Linked DNA regions of Homo sapiens: region 1 is linked to region 2. The links are chromatin loops, found by intact Hi-C in ENCODE. Cell type or tissue: PC-3. All regions are shown on one strand.

Region 1 (8,000 bases), 91 kb before region 2:
TAGTTAGAGAGATGAAGTAGTATTAACAACCATGGGGGTAATGGTGGTGATGAAGAGAACTGTATAAACTTGAGAATTTGTTTGGAATACACATTTAACAGAAGACAATGGTAGATTGATTTTGGTCATTAGGATGAAAAATAAGTCAGAAGTAACTGAAAAATATTTTGGGGGGAAAATGTTATGAGGTCACTTTTGGACATGTTGAAGTTTTGTTTTAAACTTCTTTATAGAGATGTTGAGTGTGCAATTAGGTAACCGTATCAGGAACCCACAGTTGAGGTTTGATTAAATAAGTTGAATACACACACACACACACACACACACACATATATATATAGTCCTTTCACTATTTCACTACATATATATAATGTGTATGTGTATTCACTATATAGTGAAATTGTGTGTGTATGTGTAGTATAGTGTTTATGTGTGAGTAGTGTGTGTATGTGTAGTGAAATTGTGTGTGTATTCACTATACAGTGAAATAGTGTGTGTATTCACTATATATGTATATATATACATATGTATATATGTGTGTATATATACACACACGTGTATATATACATATATACACGTGCATACATACATATATACACGTGTATACATATATACACGTGTATATATACATATATAATATACACGTGTATATATACATATACATATATGTATATACACATATATACACCATATATACACATGTATATATACACACACATATACACATGTATATATACACACATATATACACATGTATATATATACATATATAGTGAATACACGTGTGTGTGTATATGTGTGTGTGTGTGTGTATATATATATAGTGAAATAGTGAAAAGAACTGGGGAGAGATCATTGTGAAGTAGATGACAGGTAATGCCTATAGTGTAGATGAAATTGCCTAGGCAGCAGGTTTAAAGTAAGAGGACCTGGAGGAATTTAACATGTTATTAGTGTGAAAGAAAAATAAATAAGAAGCATTCGTAGATAAATACGAAAGAAGAGAGAAGTTTCATGTTTCAGAACCCAAGAGAAAACTAGGTTTTCAGAGGTAGAGTGCTTCCCTGTGTCAAGTGTTTTTGTTTTTTTTTTTTGAGACGGAGTCTCGCTCTGTCGCCAGGCTGGAGTGCAGTGGCATGATCTTGGCTCACTGCAACCTCTGCCTCCTTGGTTCAGGCGATTCTTAGGCCTCAGTCTCCCGAGTAGCTGGGATTAGAGGCATGCACCACCACACCCAGCTAATTTTTGTATTTTTAGTAGAGACGCAGTTTCACCACATTGGCCAGGATGATCTCAATCTCCTGACCTCATGATCTGTCTGCCTCGGCCTCCCAAAGTGCTGGGATTACAGGCGCCAGCAACCGTGCCTGGCCAAGCTTTTTGTGAGATCAAGTAAGGTAAAGACTTGTAATGTTCAGGGGTCTCCAGTGGTCCTAGTTGACCAGATTTCCCAGGAGCAACTTCCCCCCTTCAATCTCATTTGTGCCAAAGATGTGATGTAAGCACCATCTCATGTTCAGTTTGTTTTGGCAGCACTTTCACAAGATGAATAGCGGCAGCAGGTCAGTGGCATGAGCCGAATGCAGTCAGGGGGTCAGATGACCCAGTGACTGAAGTGTCTCCATCTGGAGACCATTCTAAGAGTTTATGGGATTCGTCCCCTTTTCTTACACCTGTATTCAGTCTGGGTCCATTACCAGGTGTTTCTTTCATAAATGGAATTTAAGCATTTCTTGTAAGGGTAAACTTTTTAAGGTTTATGAAAGTTGCACCTGTCCTGAAGTGGCCTGGTCTCCTGAAATCCCCATGCCAGGGTTGGAAATCCCAGGGACGGGTTGCACGATACTGTAAGTGACATGTAGTGTCAATCCAGTGAGACACTTGGGTTGTCCTCATGACTATCATTAATCTTAGAGCCATGATATGTCTCTTACAGTATACTACAACTATAAAATATTTATTGACTATGATTAATTTAGGTCATGTGTCGGCATAGGGAGAGAAGTTTTGATAGTGTCAGTTTAGTAGATCGGGTTATGGAGGGAGTAAGCTGTGAGAAAATATAGACTTCAAGTACAGATAATTTACTGAGGAATTTTCCTTGGGAAACACTGAAGAGGGAAAAAAAGGACCTAGGTTGAAAAGATGTGCATAGAGAAGAAAGGGTTTTTTTTTTTAATAGAATAAACTTGTTTGAAGAGATGATACATGATAATACTTACATACATACATATACAGATTATAACAATCCAATTGAACATAAGAGAGAGGAGAAGGTCAAATGATAATATAAAATGTCTGAGCACTCAAGAGAGAATACGGTTGGAGATACAAGTGAAGGAATTGAGAAAAAGATGTTAGATAACAATATAAAATATATACAATAATGAAAACATTGATACATATAATAATGCTACCATGATGGTATGGTAAAGACGACTGCTATTACTTAATGCTTATTATGTGCCAATCACTGTTCCAATCACCTTTTGTGTTGCAGACAGATACATGTAAGTTGTAGGGTTGCTGCCAAAAAGCTGAAAGCACTTATTTCTGATGATATTATTAATCGCTATACAGCAAAAAGCAAAGTTATATAGTAATAGTGATGGGGACAGTGGGCTTTATAGGGAAAGATTGCTAGAGACCTAAGGAGCATGGGAAAGTTTGAAATTATTATTATAAAAATGAGAGAATGAATTGAAAACAAGAAGTATAGTGAAATTGTCAGGCAATGTTTTGGACATACTTGAAGCAAGTGATCATCAATTTATAGTGATTATCAATCTGCTTTGTGGTATCATTTTCTCCAATATTGCTCAATTGCTCAGATTTAATTAACTTTAAATCAGCCAACATTTATTGATGCCTACAGCACAATAGGGCAGTTTCAGATGCTGTGGGGAAAGTCTAGGCCTATCTCATAGGCCCAAAGTCTGGTTTTACTTACCCAAGATAATTAAAACTCCACATCTTAAGATTCTGGTTCTAAATTCAATGTAGCTGATGTTGGACAAATCCACTAACAAATAGTGATTGTAAACTCTGGACAAATATTAACACATGTATAACTCTTTAAAGGCACTGGGAAGCAAAGAATATCAGGGAGAAAGTACAGGAAATTCAGTCTTTCCTAGAAGTAAATTGCACAAGGTGAGAGCTACACTAATTCAGCCTTTCTCTTTAAAGCACTCAACAAACTACATAATAAGGGGTCCTTTGCACTCAAAAGGAAACTTACAGTCTTATTGACTTGAGAGGTCAAAGTACTGAGTTCAGGCCACAAAAGAAGCTAGCAATTGAGGTATTAAATTCTAGGAAGAGTGATCTGAGAGTTGGGGAGCAAGCCTAACTCTCCTAGAAATCCCTCAAATAATTGAAAGACCCTTGAATTATATGTGGAAAAAGAATCTAAGGACCCCAGTTGAATCTGGACATAAGCTTCAGTTGTCATCCATTACAGAAGACTTTGTCTGGAACTTGCATATCACCAAGTTAGAGTGGCTTGGATATTACCTTAGAGTTTTACTGATGGAAACTACATATACCACAGTCAAGAGAAAAAGCAATCAACACAAACAAATCTCAAGAGAATTTATATTCTAAAACAAAATAATAAAAAAGAACACAACTCAAATTCTAGTATTTAAAAGGATAATATCTGAAATAGATAAATTTCTGAATTAAATTCGTAAAAACTTGGAGACAACAGAAAAGATGCTCAGTGAACCTGAAGACATGTAAACATAAATCATCCTATCTGAAGAGCAGAGAGGAAAATAAATAAAAATACAAAGAGAACAGAACTTCAGTGACCTATAGGACAACATTAAACTAAATAATATACGTGGAATTGTAATTCCACAAAGATATATAAAGTGCAAATGAGACAGAAAATATATTTTTAAAAAGAATGGATAAACATGTATCAAATTGGATGAAACACAAACTGCATATCAAGGAAATTCAGCAAACCCCAAGTAGGATAACAATAAGGATAAGCATCCCCAGATGCATTAAGGTCAATAGGTAGGAAACCAAAAATTATTCAAAAGATCTTGAAAATGGCCAGAGGAAAAAGACACATGATAATATTAATTACAGCTAACTTCTCATAAGAAACTATAAAGAACAGAAAACAATGAGATCATTTAATAGATACAGGTTTCTACAAACCCATAATTCTATATACAACCTAATTATCTTTCAAATGAGCTGATGGAAAGAATTTTCACCTAAGCCAAAGGTTAAAGCATGTGCTGCCAGCAAAAGTACATTATTAAAAAAACTGATAAAAATAATAATAAAAAATACACTAAAGGGTCCATACTGTATGATTCTTTTATATGAAGTTCAAAAATAGACAACGCTTACTCTGGTGATCAAGATCAGAATTATTGTTACCTTTGGGGTGATGGGCCTTGATTGGGAGGAAGCACTAGGAAATTTCAGATAGGCTGGAAATAGTCTATATTTGGATCTGGGTAGTGATTACCAGGATGTAAAAATTTATTGAGCTGCACATTTTAGATTAATGCATTTTACTAAATGTAAGTTGTACCCCCATGAACCATGGTGCGTCCCCTATTTAAAAAAAAAAGAGTTCATAAAATGACGTATATAAAGCATACAATGCTTGATGTGTCATTGGAACTCAGTGTTAGCTTCCTTTCTGTCTTTAAAGATATCAAACCAGGTACCACATTTAACAGGACTATTAACAGACAAGAAGACATCGAAATACAAATAAATGCCATTAAAAATAAATCAGTATTCACATATTCTTAAGTGAAATTAATGAAAAGAACTGAAGACATTGCTTTAAAAAACACTTCAGATAAACTGAAAACATTTTCCAAATAGTTGAGGCTCTCCATGTCAAAGAGGGAGTGGATTTCTTTTCAGTTTCTAGAGTGCCCAGAACTAGTGAAGGAAACAAATTATCATCATCTACCTCTTAAAAAGTGATCTTCCCTCACTAGAGGCATTCAAGTAGCAGCTAGAAGACAATATCAAAGATATGATAAGAGGGTGACAACTCAAGTTGTTTAACCCTACGTTTTCAAGATACTGAGTAATTAACAAAGAAGGTCAGGCAGGGTGGCTCAAACCCTTAATCCTAGCACTTTGGGAGGCTGAGGTGGTAGATAGCTTGGGCCCAGGAGTTTGAGACCAGCTCTGGCAAATGGTGAAACCTCTTTGCTACAAAAAGCAAAACAAAAACAAAGAATTAGCTGGTTGTGGTGGTGCCTACCTGCAGTCCCAACTACTTGGGACTACCTGAGCCTGGGAGGTTGAGGCTGTAGTGAGCTGTAATTGCACCACTGCACTCCAGCCTGGATGATAGAATAAGACTCCATCTCAAAAAAAAAAAAAAAAAAAAAAGAAAAAGGAAAAAAAATGAACATAGAAGTCTCAGAAAGATGCAGAATATTCAGTGTCATCGAAGCATCCAAGGAAGCATATACTTGTACCCATTGCCTTCAAATAACATAACCCAGTTTTCTGAATACAGAAAATTTTCAGGTTCGTGAATATACAATTGACAATTTACAATTGAAGGTAGATAACTTTTGTCCAGTGGGAGGGGAAGTTGACAGAAAATAAGTATGAAGGAAGCATCATTGCATTTAGTTCTGTCTGTCAGATTACAAGGAAACAGGGGGCTCATACTATCTTAGATGACAATGGTTTATTTTAAGGATTCCTGGAAAGTGAGAAAGCACAAAAAAATTATCTGAAGGTAGAATAATTAGCGCTCATGGAGAATGAAATGCCATTCATAATCTTCCATAACATGGGTTCCATAAACTACTCAGAAATTCAATGAAAAGTTTTCTTCCATTTTGTTTTAATCTCCTTTTTAATTATTAAACCTTCCATGTCTTCTTCAATAAAGCTATATACCCTATAGTAAAACCAAAACACTAAAGTGCAGTGAAGCAGAGGATAACCATTATGTAAACCAGTTAGAAAGATTAAATGTGAAAAATATATCAAGACCACAGAACAATCCTTCCAATAACAGCAATGAAGAGGAATAAACAGAATGTATGTTTGCTCTAAAGATGGGTATATGGTTTTGTGGCTCTGACCATACTGTCCTATAAAGTAAATCAATACAGCTATATCTTTCCTATGATAACCAATGTTTTCACTTAAAATATTGGTTGGATTACCAGAGTCTGCCCAAAATACTCCATTCATGCTGCAAAATTCATCCACTGCCTCGGCATCAATTTTCAATGCCCTATCTACCACAGTTTAAGGCAATAAATGAGTCTTTATGTCTTTGATAGAATATGGAAAAAGATAAGAGTTTTATAAACTCTCCTATAGTTTATGAAAGAAGAAAAGAGGGGGCAACAAAAATCTGTACTTTATTTGCTGATAGAAGAAACTTAGATTAGATAAAAAAGCACAAGTGAAGAGCGTCAACATTTGGTCTAACTTTGTGAGTAACAGGAAGCAAATACTGGACTGCTTTCATTAATGGTCAATAAATTTCTTTCTATAAAGAATAAAACTTTTTATTCAGCAGGCATAATGAAATACAAATATTCTTTGGCAGAAAACACAAGGACTTAATTTTCTACTGACATTTAATGCATAGACATATAAAAGCGTATTTGGATGGATTCCGAAAGGATACGTAAATGTTACTACCTTGTACCCAGTTTGTCTTCATGCAGACACTGCTTTAAATCACTACTATCTGATTTATTCCAGAAAGCAGGTTTTAGTAAAGATTTCAGGGACAGAAAAAATAAGGATGCAGAAGATCTGAAAGTGTTTAATGGAGTGCTTGGGTTAAATAAGAGGAAGAACAATATTAAGAAGCTAGGATTTTCTGTTTCTCTATTTTGTCCTTACTACTGGCCCCCATTTAACAAGTTTTAGAATCTATTTTAGAAGAAAGAAGCAACGTTAACTCTTAATCTGGTAGGGTCTCACTTAGTAAATTAAGACCAAAACCACCAAATGGAATGTAATTTCATTACCTTCTTAAGTCAAATGTGTCTACTAAAATCTATGAGTTAAAATAGTGTAAGCTACAGTTTGAACATCACGATTATATGCTGAAAATGTCTAAGAAATTCTTCCAACACCAACACAGTTATTATATGAAAAAATACTTGTATACACATGGCATCAGACTTTTTATGACTCATTATAACTTCAAACTGCCCTTGAGCCAAAACTTTAAACTTTTTTTCATTTCTGAAATATCTACTGCCACTTTTAGCCTTCCCACTTACCCTTCATGCCTGAAGAACATTTACTCTGCATCTTTTCTTTAGGTATTCCTAGGAGCTATTGGGCTAATTGCTGCTCAATGTCATTTCAATTACTCTAGTACAAGATTTAATGAGAATAAAATCATATATTGCTTTTGTTTCATGAATTACCAGAATGGTTATTAGTTCTGGCATCCTTCAAGAATTCCCATGATGTTCTATCTATGGAAAAAATAGGAATTAATTTTAAGACTTGATCATAGCCCAATATAAAAAAGTTACTTTATTATATTGTCTTTCATTGAATGACTTACAAGTTCAGACATGTCAATTGACCTTCTTGAAGATGAATAATAAATGTGTATGTGTATTTCCTTACTGAGAAAAAGACACAATAATTCTCTAAATTACATTTTAAATAGCTTGGGATGTTATATTTCTATTTCAGAATGTTTAGAAAGTTGAAATCATTATACTTGAATAACTTTCTTAATTACATCATGAATTAATATGTCCTTATCAGATATTTTGAGCTAAACTAATATTCTCTGTATTAAGTACATACCATGATATTTCATATGTGTTCTATTGTTAGGATAAATGTTATTATATTCATTACATTATGAAATATATAGTCAGTGCACAACCATTATGATTATAAAAATCTTAATGTAATTCCATCTCTATCCCATATCAACTGTAATCTAAATAGTCTAAATTCAGTGTACTATATTCATAGACTGAAAGAGATTACAACTCTCC
Region 2 (8,000 bases):
AATTTACTAAGATTCAACAGAAATGTTCCCACTTTTGAAGGATAAAAATGACCAACTTATAAACCATATCCTAAAGGACTTCACTAAATTAAATAACAGAAACTGAAAGAAAACATTTTATATTAATCACAGAACAAAATATATATATAGACACCATAAGACAGAAAAGAATCCAGGAACTCAGCTATAAATTCAATAACAGAAAGGGATACAAATTACAAAGTTTAAGCTGCCAAACGCTGCACAGTAAACAGATTCCATCTTGCGTTCATGAGATTTCAGCACAATTGTTGGTTAATTTCTTCTTTAATTTTTTTAAGAACAATGTAACTAATTCCTTCTCACTGCAATTTAAGAAACTAGATAAGAGCAAGGTACACACAATAGGAGTTCTGATGATATCTAATTTGAGCTGTGCCAGGACTAGTCTGTTCCAGTTCCAAGCCAGCCTATGAAAACCTGACTCACCTTTTGTTAGTCCTGTAGGCACAATCTATCTGCTCTATTCTAATTGCAAAATTGCCACAACTCATAATAATGAAAGTCAGATCAGAGCTGCATTTTCGAATCCAGTTAAGTTTGCATATTTAACTTACAGCAAAAAGTGTTCATGGAAGTCATGGAGATACCTATATGGAATAGAAGAAGTCATTGTCATGAAGCCAGCCTTTACACACAGATACAGATTTACAACTAAGTATTATTCAAGTAATTTTGTGTAAGTTGCTCAGATTAGAACTCTGAAAACTAAACAAATGTTTGAGTAACAAATTTCTTCTTGGCAAGACTTTAGAATTTTCAGGATGGAAGAATTTGGGGTGGTGGTTGAATATGATTTCCTTTTGCCTAGTGAGGTGAAATAATAGTCAAGGGCATTGGCAGTACAATCATGTTCCCTAACCCTGAGTCCTGGATGTACTAGTGGGACACTGAGGAAGTTATTAAATTTTATTAAATTTTCTAAGCCTTGGTCTTCTCATCTGTAAGATAGTGATAATAGTAGTACTCTAGTCAGAGGGCTGTTATGTGGTTTAAACAACAATTCATGAAAAAGTGGAACATGGTATGTTGTTTTTAAGGTATAAATAGAAATATCCTCGAATATATTTGGGATGCCCTAAATAACTTTTTTTTTTTTTTTTTTTTTTTTTGAGACAGGGTCTCACTCCGTTGCCCAGGCTGGAGTGCAGTGGTACGATCACTGCTCACTGTAGCCTCAACTTCCTGGGCTCAAGAGATCCTCCCCACTCAGACTTCTAAGTAGCTGGACCACAAGCACATGCCACCACATCAGGCTAATTTTTTTTTTCTTTTTTGTAGAGATTGAGGTCTCACTGTGTGCCTAGGATGGTCTTGAACTCCTGGGCCCAAGCAATCCTCCTGCCTCAGCCTCCTAAAGTGCTGGGATTATAGGCATGAGCCATTGCACCTGGTTAAATGACTTGAGAGATTTTGAATGTTAAATAACTAATGAAAGTGAAGTACTACTTATGTATTTCTCTCCCAAAAAGGATAAGTTGATATTGATATAAACAATTTACATATCTTAAAAGAATAAACACATTCTCATATTTTGGACCATCTTCCTGAATGAAACTCAAAGCCATGGCACTTGAAGTAAACGAAGATGTCTTCTAGAGACCATAGAGTTATTTCCCAAAAAGGCAGTCAATAAATGATTTCCTCATTTTATCTACAGGATAGAATCTCCTAAGACATGAGATGCATGATTGGTTAATAGCTATTAATAGATATTTCTACTTGAATTTGAGTTTCTTAAATCCACATGGAATCTATGTAGTGGATAACAGAAATAAATAAAGGAAACCACTGCTCATTTTATTTACCTGTAAGTGTTGAGTCAGTTTTGTATGCTGTCATAATCCTCAGTCTAGACCACAGTCTCTCCATCATGCCACTAGCTGGCATGAGAGGAAGGGAGACAAAGACCGCACAGCTAGCAATGTGAGTACAGAGACACACATGAGAAGACACATACAAAGAACAAGGAACATCTCCACAAAACAGCAAAAGCAAATCATATATTCAGGAAAGACAAATGTATCTTATCTTTCTAAGAAGTCGATGTTGTGATTATTTTCAGTGAGAGATGTCAACTAACGGTGTTTCAGATTTAAGGCATGGAGGTTAAAAGCATGCTTTGGCTTGACAGTCTTTATGAGAGTCACACATATTATGTGACCTTGAATTTTTTTCTAAATCTTAGTTAACTCACAGGTAAAATAAGTAATAATGTCTCTATCTCTGGGTTATTTTGATAAGTAACTGAGATAATGTATGCAAAATATAGCACAAAGCTTGGCACATAGCATGTTACCAGAATGTGATAGCTATTATTATTGCTATTATTGTTTGCTAATTAAAACATTTATGAGAATAGTTTTATTTTTTATTTTTCAATGATAAAGACTAGCCTTCTGCTAGATTTTTAAATTAAAAGAAAACAAAAACAAAAACAAATCCCAGCCAGCTACAACCTAAAAGCAAAACAAGGCTCAAAGAGGGAAAGCAATGCTAAGACTCTCTTTAGAAGGCTTGTTTTCATTTAAATGCCATTCAAAACAAGGACAGTGTTCCTATGAAGCTTAAAAGATATGTATGTAAAATAGAGCAAGTGGAGACATGAATTCATATAATTTATTGCTGGAAAGAAACAGACAAGATCTAATTCTATACACTCATCTTAGAAATGAGTAAATTCATGCCTAGAAAATGAGTGTTTATTTTTCCACCACCACGCCCAGCTAATTTTTGTATTTTTAGCAGAGACGGGGTTTCACCATGTTGGCCAGGATGGTCCCGATCTCTTGACCTCGTGATCTGCCCACCTCGGGCTCCCAAAGTGCTGGGATTACAGGCATGAGCCACCACATCAGGCCTTATTATTATTTTTTATTTATTTTATTTTATTTTATTTTATTTTATTTTATTTTATTTAAGACAGAGTCTTGCTCTGTTGTCCAGGCTGGAGTGCAGTGGCACAATCTCAGCTCACTGCAGCCTCTGCCTCCCCAGTTCAAGCGATTTTCCTGCCTCAGCCTCCAGATTAGCTGGGATTAACAGGCACACATCACCACACCCAGCTAATTTTTGTGTTTTTAGTAGAGACAGAGTTTTACCACGTTGGCCAGGCTGCTCTAGAACTCCTGGCCTCAAGTGATCTGTCTGCCTTGGCCTCCCAAAGTGCTCGGATTACAGGCTTGAGACACCGCATCTGGCCAGAAAATGAATATTTCAAGATCACTAGAAGGTTAGTTACCAACACTAGAACCCAAGTATCTGCCAGTCTTTCTATAAAGACCAACAGCTTTCCACACAATTCATTCCTGTTCTTAATTATCAGCTACAGTAGAGTTTCTTGTGAGGAAAATCAGACTTCTGAAGCAATTCTGGAATGCCCTTGGGCACTGACAAAGGGAGAGAGTTAGGATAATGACACTTTTATATTAGATTTTTGGGATGCTTTAGGTGATGTCATTTCCCAATTTCATTGCAAGAAAGTATTTTGGTTTTATTCCCATGACTCAAAGCAATGAAAGAAAGTCAAACACAGAAGGTAGTATTTACCTAAATAATTGGAACAGCTTCTTATGAGCTGTTTTATTTACTTTTTGGGTAAATATATTTATTATTCAGGCAGTTTATTTTTATGCACTACATATTTATATAATATTTTAAATGCATATGGTTTTATAAACCCTGTCTAAAATACATTGTATGCCCACAATAATTATCAGAAATTGAAGTATATCATAAAAAATTCTATGAAACTTGAGAGAATTATAAGCATCTTCTATTTTACTACTGGTATAACCACTGTTGGATTTACAGAATGCCACTGCCAAACTATCTCAAAGACTGATCATTTTTCTATAATTATATATTTGTAGTCAAACACAGATATTGATGGTAAACTTAAAAAATTGGGGTTGATGAATAAACTCATAATTGCAAAATATGATCAGGCTGTTATTTAAGCCCATTAAATAATATTGTATATGACAAACATTTTTCTCTCACCGAGTGCCCAAACTTGGGGTAGGTAAGTAAGCACTTTGCTTTATCTCAGGGTTTCTCAGTTGCAGAACTCTTAATATTTGGAGCCAGAAAGTGATTTATTGTGGGGGGAGAGTCCTGTGGATTGTGGAATGTTTTACAGCATCCCAGGCCTCTACCCTCTAGATGACAGTAGTACTCTCTGCTCCGTTGAAGCAATCAGAAATGCCTCCTGTCATTTTCACATTTCCCCTGGTGGCAAAATTGCCTCCACTGAGGACCACTGCTTTAGATTATTAAATTCTCTCAATAATCCCATGAGGCAATGCATTACCACCTCTATTTTCTAGGTGAGGTGACGGATGCTTAAGAAATTTGGTAATTTGCTTGATTTGCTCAATGTCACACAGATAAAAATGGAAATCAAATAAACTGAAGATCTCAATAATATAATCATTGAACCCAACTACCTCACTCCAAGATCCAGGTGAATGGAATATCAAGTTCTGTGTATCCATAGATATCTTCTCAGAGCCATACAGAAATGGACAGGCTCTGCCCCTTTGAGAAAGCACATATTCCATTTCCCAGGGAAGTTTTTATGTTCATAGACAATGTGTCAGCCATTTTGAGTTATGCTACAGCCACAGACAATATGAATATTTCAGGGACTTAAAACACTCAAAGTTTTTTTCTGGCTCATATTGTATTGTCATTGTGAAGTGACATGGGCTCTGCTCCATCATCCCAAGATGCAGATCCTCCTGCTGGGACATGCCAGTCTCTGGCAGAGTGATAACAGAACCATATGATGGCTCCTGCAGTTTGCACTCAGGAGTGACACAGACCCCTTGCACTCAGTTTATATGGTTGAAGCAAGTCAAGTGGCCAAGTGTGACATCAGTGGGCAGAAAATATAGCCCTTCTTTGGGAAGAAGCGAAGTAGAGAAGGGCCAGGGAAAGAGCATCTTGGTAGTAAAAACAATAAACATTTTTGAAAAATAATTCTACCTTTTTACAATTACAAAGAAAAATGATCCAAGTGATTCATTTGTCACATGAAAGACAAATAGCTTTTTATTCAAAATGCGCATAACTGTATGTTCTCTGGAGGTACCTGTTTGAGAAAGAAATCCTAATGTGGCAGCCAAGTGCCAGAAATGGAAGAGTTATACATTCAATATTTTAGAACCTCAAAACAGTAACATATCAGAGACATCATAAGGCAAATGCATGCAGTGTCCCAATTGTTTCCAAACAGGATTTCTTCTGGAGACAGCACAGGTTCCTTTCCTTTTCAATAAATCTGTTCCATGATCTCTTAAATGGGAGCTCTAGAAACTATTCAATTTCTACCTGATCTAGGCTATTCTGAGTAAAGAGCAGATCAACTTCTAGAAATAGAAAGAATGCTTGTACTTGGTATTTGGTGAGAAGGCATTTCATCAATCGTGGGGATCTGTGGGAGGATCCAGCACAGGCTATTCATTTTAATGCTTTTACTACACAAACTTTTCTTTCCCCATTCTACCTTACCTTCCTCTGTCTCTCTGTCTGTCTGTCTCTTTCTCTCTCTCTCTTTCTCCCTTCCTCCCACCGCCTGTCTCATACACACAGTAATATACCCCACAAACTCTCAGGAAAACTTTTGATTAAAAATCATAGAAATATTCTAAAACAAAAAGGATTTTTTCAAATGTTTTTATCAGTCTTTTAGGGGAGCTGCATAATAAATGCATTTAACTTAAAGAATTAAAGTACACCAGAGAGAGAGAGATAGAGAAAAAGAAAAAAGAATAGGAAAAAGTAAAAAGGGAGCAAAATAGGTGTGAAACAGTGGTAATTCTTCAGCCCTCCTCTCATGGAGATATAAAATCTAATTTTCTTACACTTGAATTTGAACAAAAAGTAGAGACTTTCTTGATAAATAGAATGTAGCAGAAGTGACAGTCTAGACCTTCAAGGGTAATTGGTTATATAAAGCCTTGCAGCTTCAGTTCAGGCCTTTTATATCACTTAATGTTGTGGGTAAACTTCTGTCCCCAGAAGATATGTTGAAGTTTTTTTTTGTTGTTGTTTTTTGTTTTTTTTTTTTTTTTTTTAAAGAAGAAGTCTCGCTCTGTTGCCCAGGCTGGAGTGCAGTGGCACAATCTCGGCTCACTGCAACCTCCACCGCCCAGGTTCAAGTGATCCCCCTGCCTCAGCCTCCCGAGTAGCTGGTACTACAGGCGCACATCACCACGCCTGGCTAACTTTGTATTTTAGTAGAGATGGGGTTTCACCATGTTGGCCAGGATGGTCTCAATCTCCTGACCTTGTGATCCGCCCACCTCAGCCTCCCAAAGTGCTGGGATTACAGGCATGAGCCACTGCACCCGGCCGATATGTTGAAGTTTTAGCCCCCAGTCCCTGTGAATGTTAACTTATTGGAAAGTTGGGTTTTTGCACTTATAATCAAGTTGAGATGAAGTTGTATTGGATTAAGTAAGAAGGGCCCTAAATTCAATGACTGATATCCTTATATGGGGAGAGACATTTGGATACACAAAGATACACACACAGGGGAGACAGGAATGTAAAGACAGTGGCAGAAATTAGAGTGTTGCAGCCGCAAGCCAAGGACTGCTAAAGATTTTCAGGAGCCACCAAAGTTAGGAAGAGACAAGAAAGAATTCTTTCCTAGGGACTTCAAAGGGAACATCGCTCCATAGACACCTTGATTTCAGACTTCTAGCCTCCAAAACTGTAAGAGAATAAATTCGTGTCATTTTACACTGCCCAGTTTCTGGAAATGTGTTTACACTGCCTGGTTTTTGGAAATGTGTTATGGTAGCCATAGGAAACAAGTGCATTTCTTCTTAGGATGCTCCCTGTGGGAACCCATGCTCCATCTTGAATCATAAGCCACATGGAGAGTTTACATATGAACACTCTGGTCAGCAGCCCTAGCTGAGCTCCTGGTCAACAGCCAGCATCAGCTGTCAGACATCCCAGTTCAGGCAACAAGTTGTGAGTAAAGAAGTAGTCTTGGAACCTGACACCCTGTAGATATAAGATAATCTGCCCAGACAACACCTTCTAGACTTCTTGATCCACAAAATTGGAAGCAAAGTAAACTTATTGTTTGAAGATACTTAGTTTGGGAGTAATTTGTTACATGGCCATAAATAAATGGTACAGAATCCAATACCTGGAAGTGAATAGTTACCATAATAGAAAACTAAAATATGTAGCCTTGGCTGCTGGCTGGTACAAACTGGAAGATGAGGCAGCTGGTAAAAATTGGAAGGACTCCAAAGAGTCTGCTGGTGAAGACTTGAAGGACAATGAGGAAAATATTATTGTATACCAAAGAAAAAGGAATCCTGATCATGTAGTGACAAAAAATTTGGCAACATGGTTGCTTGCCATAGCATGGGAACAAAAAAAGTTTGCATTATGAATTTGGGGAGATTTCTGGACATAACATATAAGTATCAACTGGTCCAGCAAAACCTTTCTCGTATTTCTGACTGGGAAAATAATGAACAAAATAAATTATGTTTTAAGCTACTAAGTTGAGGATAAATAAATGGAGGAAAGGAACGTAGAAGAAATGGAAAACAGAATGTGATAGTTTAGGGGTGATAACAAATACTTAATATTCTTCCAATTGAGAGCTGAAGTCTAATTTCCCTACCTTTGACTCTGGACTAGTGACACAGCAATTTATTATGCAGCAGTGAATAACCAGAAGTGGGGAAAAGGGAGAAAGGGAACAAGATCAGTTTAAATAGTGAATGTTCTGGGATGAAAATAAAATGGAGATATAATTCTGCCTCTTAATGACAGAACAATTCACCTGCTGAATGTTTTCAAATGTTTAAAGATTATATATACAGTCACAATATGATCACTAACACAAACCAACTACTTTACGTGATATTTGACCAAAGAAATAGCTTCCTGTTTAATCCTAACTGTGTTGTATTCATTGAAACAAG

The links. Peaks named below come from ENCODE experiments on the same cell type or tissue, not always from the same donor. Only the 100,000 strongest peaks of a DNase experiment are listed, where the experiment ranks them.
Region 1: it touches region 2 in a loop (2.1-fold over the local background); 1 of 110 quality-filtered maps calls a loop at or near these places.

The regions. Positions count from the first base shown.
Region 1 is chr9:26,081,477-26,089,476 of GRCh38, forward strand. All of the region lies in intron 1 of LINC03106 (long intergenic non-protein coding RNA 3106), which reads left to right. Among named protein-coding and RNA genes, the nearest start is that of LINC03106, 19 kb to the left of the region's middle. In PC-3, no CTCF peak of the experiment used is centred here; no DNase peak of the experiment used is centred here; H3K27ac peaks cover 358 bases.
Region 2 is chr9:26,172,054-26,180,053 of GRCh38, forward strand. No RefSeq gene overlaps it. Among named protein-coding and RNA genes, the nearest start is that of LINC03106, 110 kb to the left of the region's middle. In PC-3, no CTCF peak of the experiment used is centred here; DNase peaks (open chromatin) are centred at 1,908 and 3,418; H3K27ac peaks cover 2,987 bases.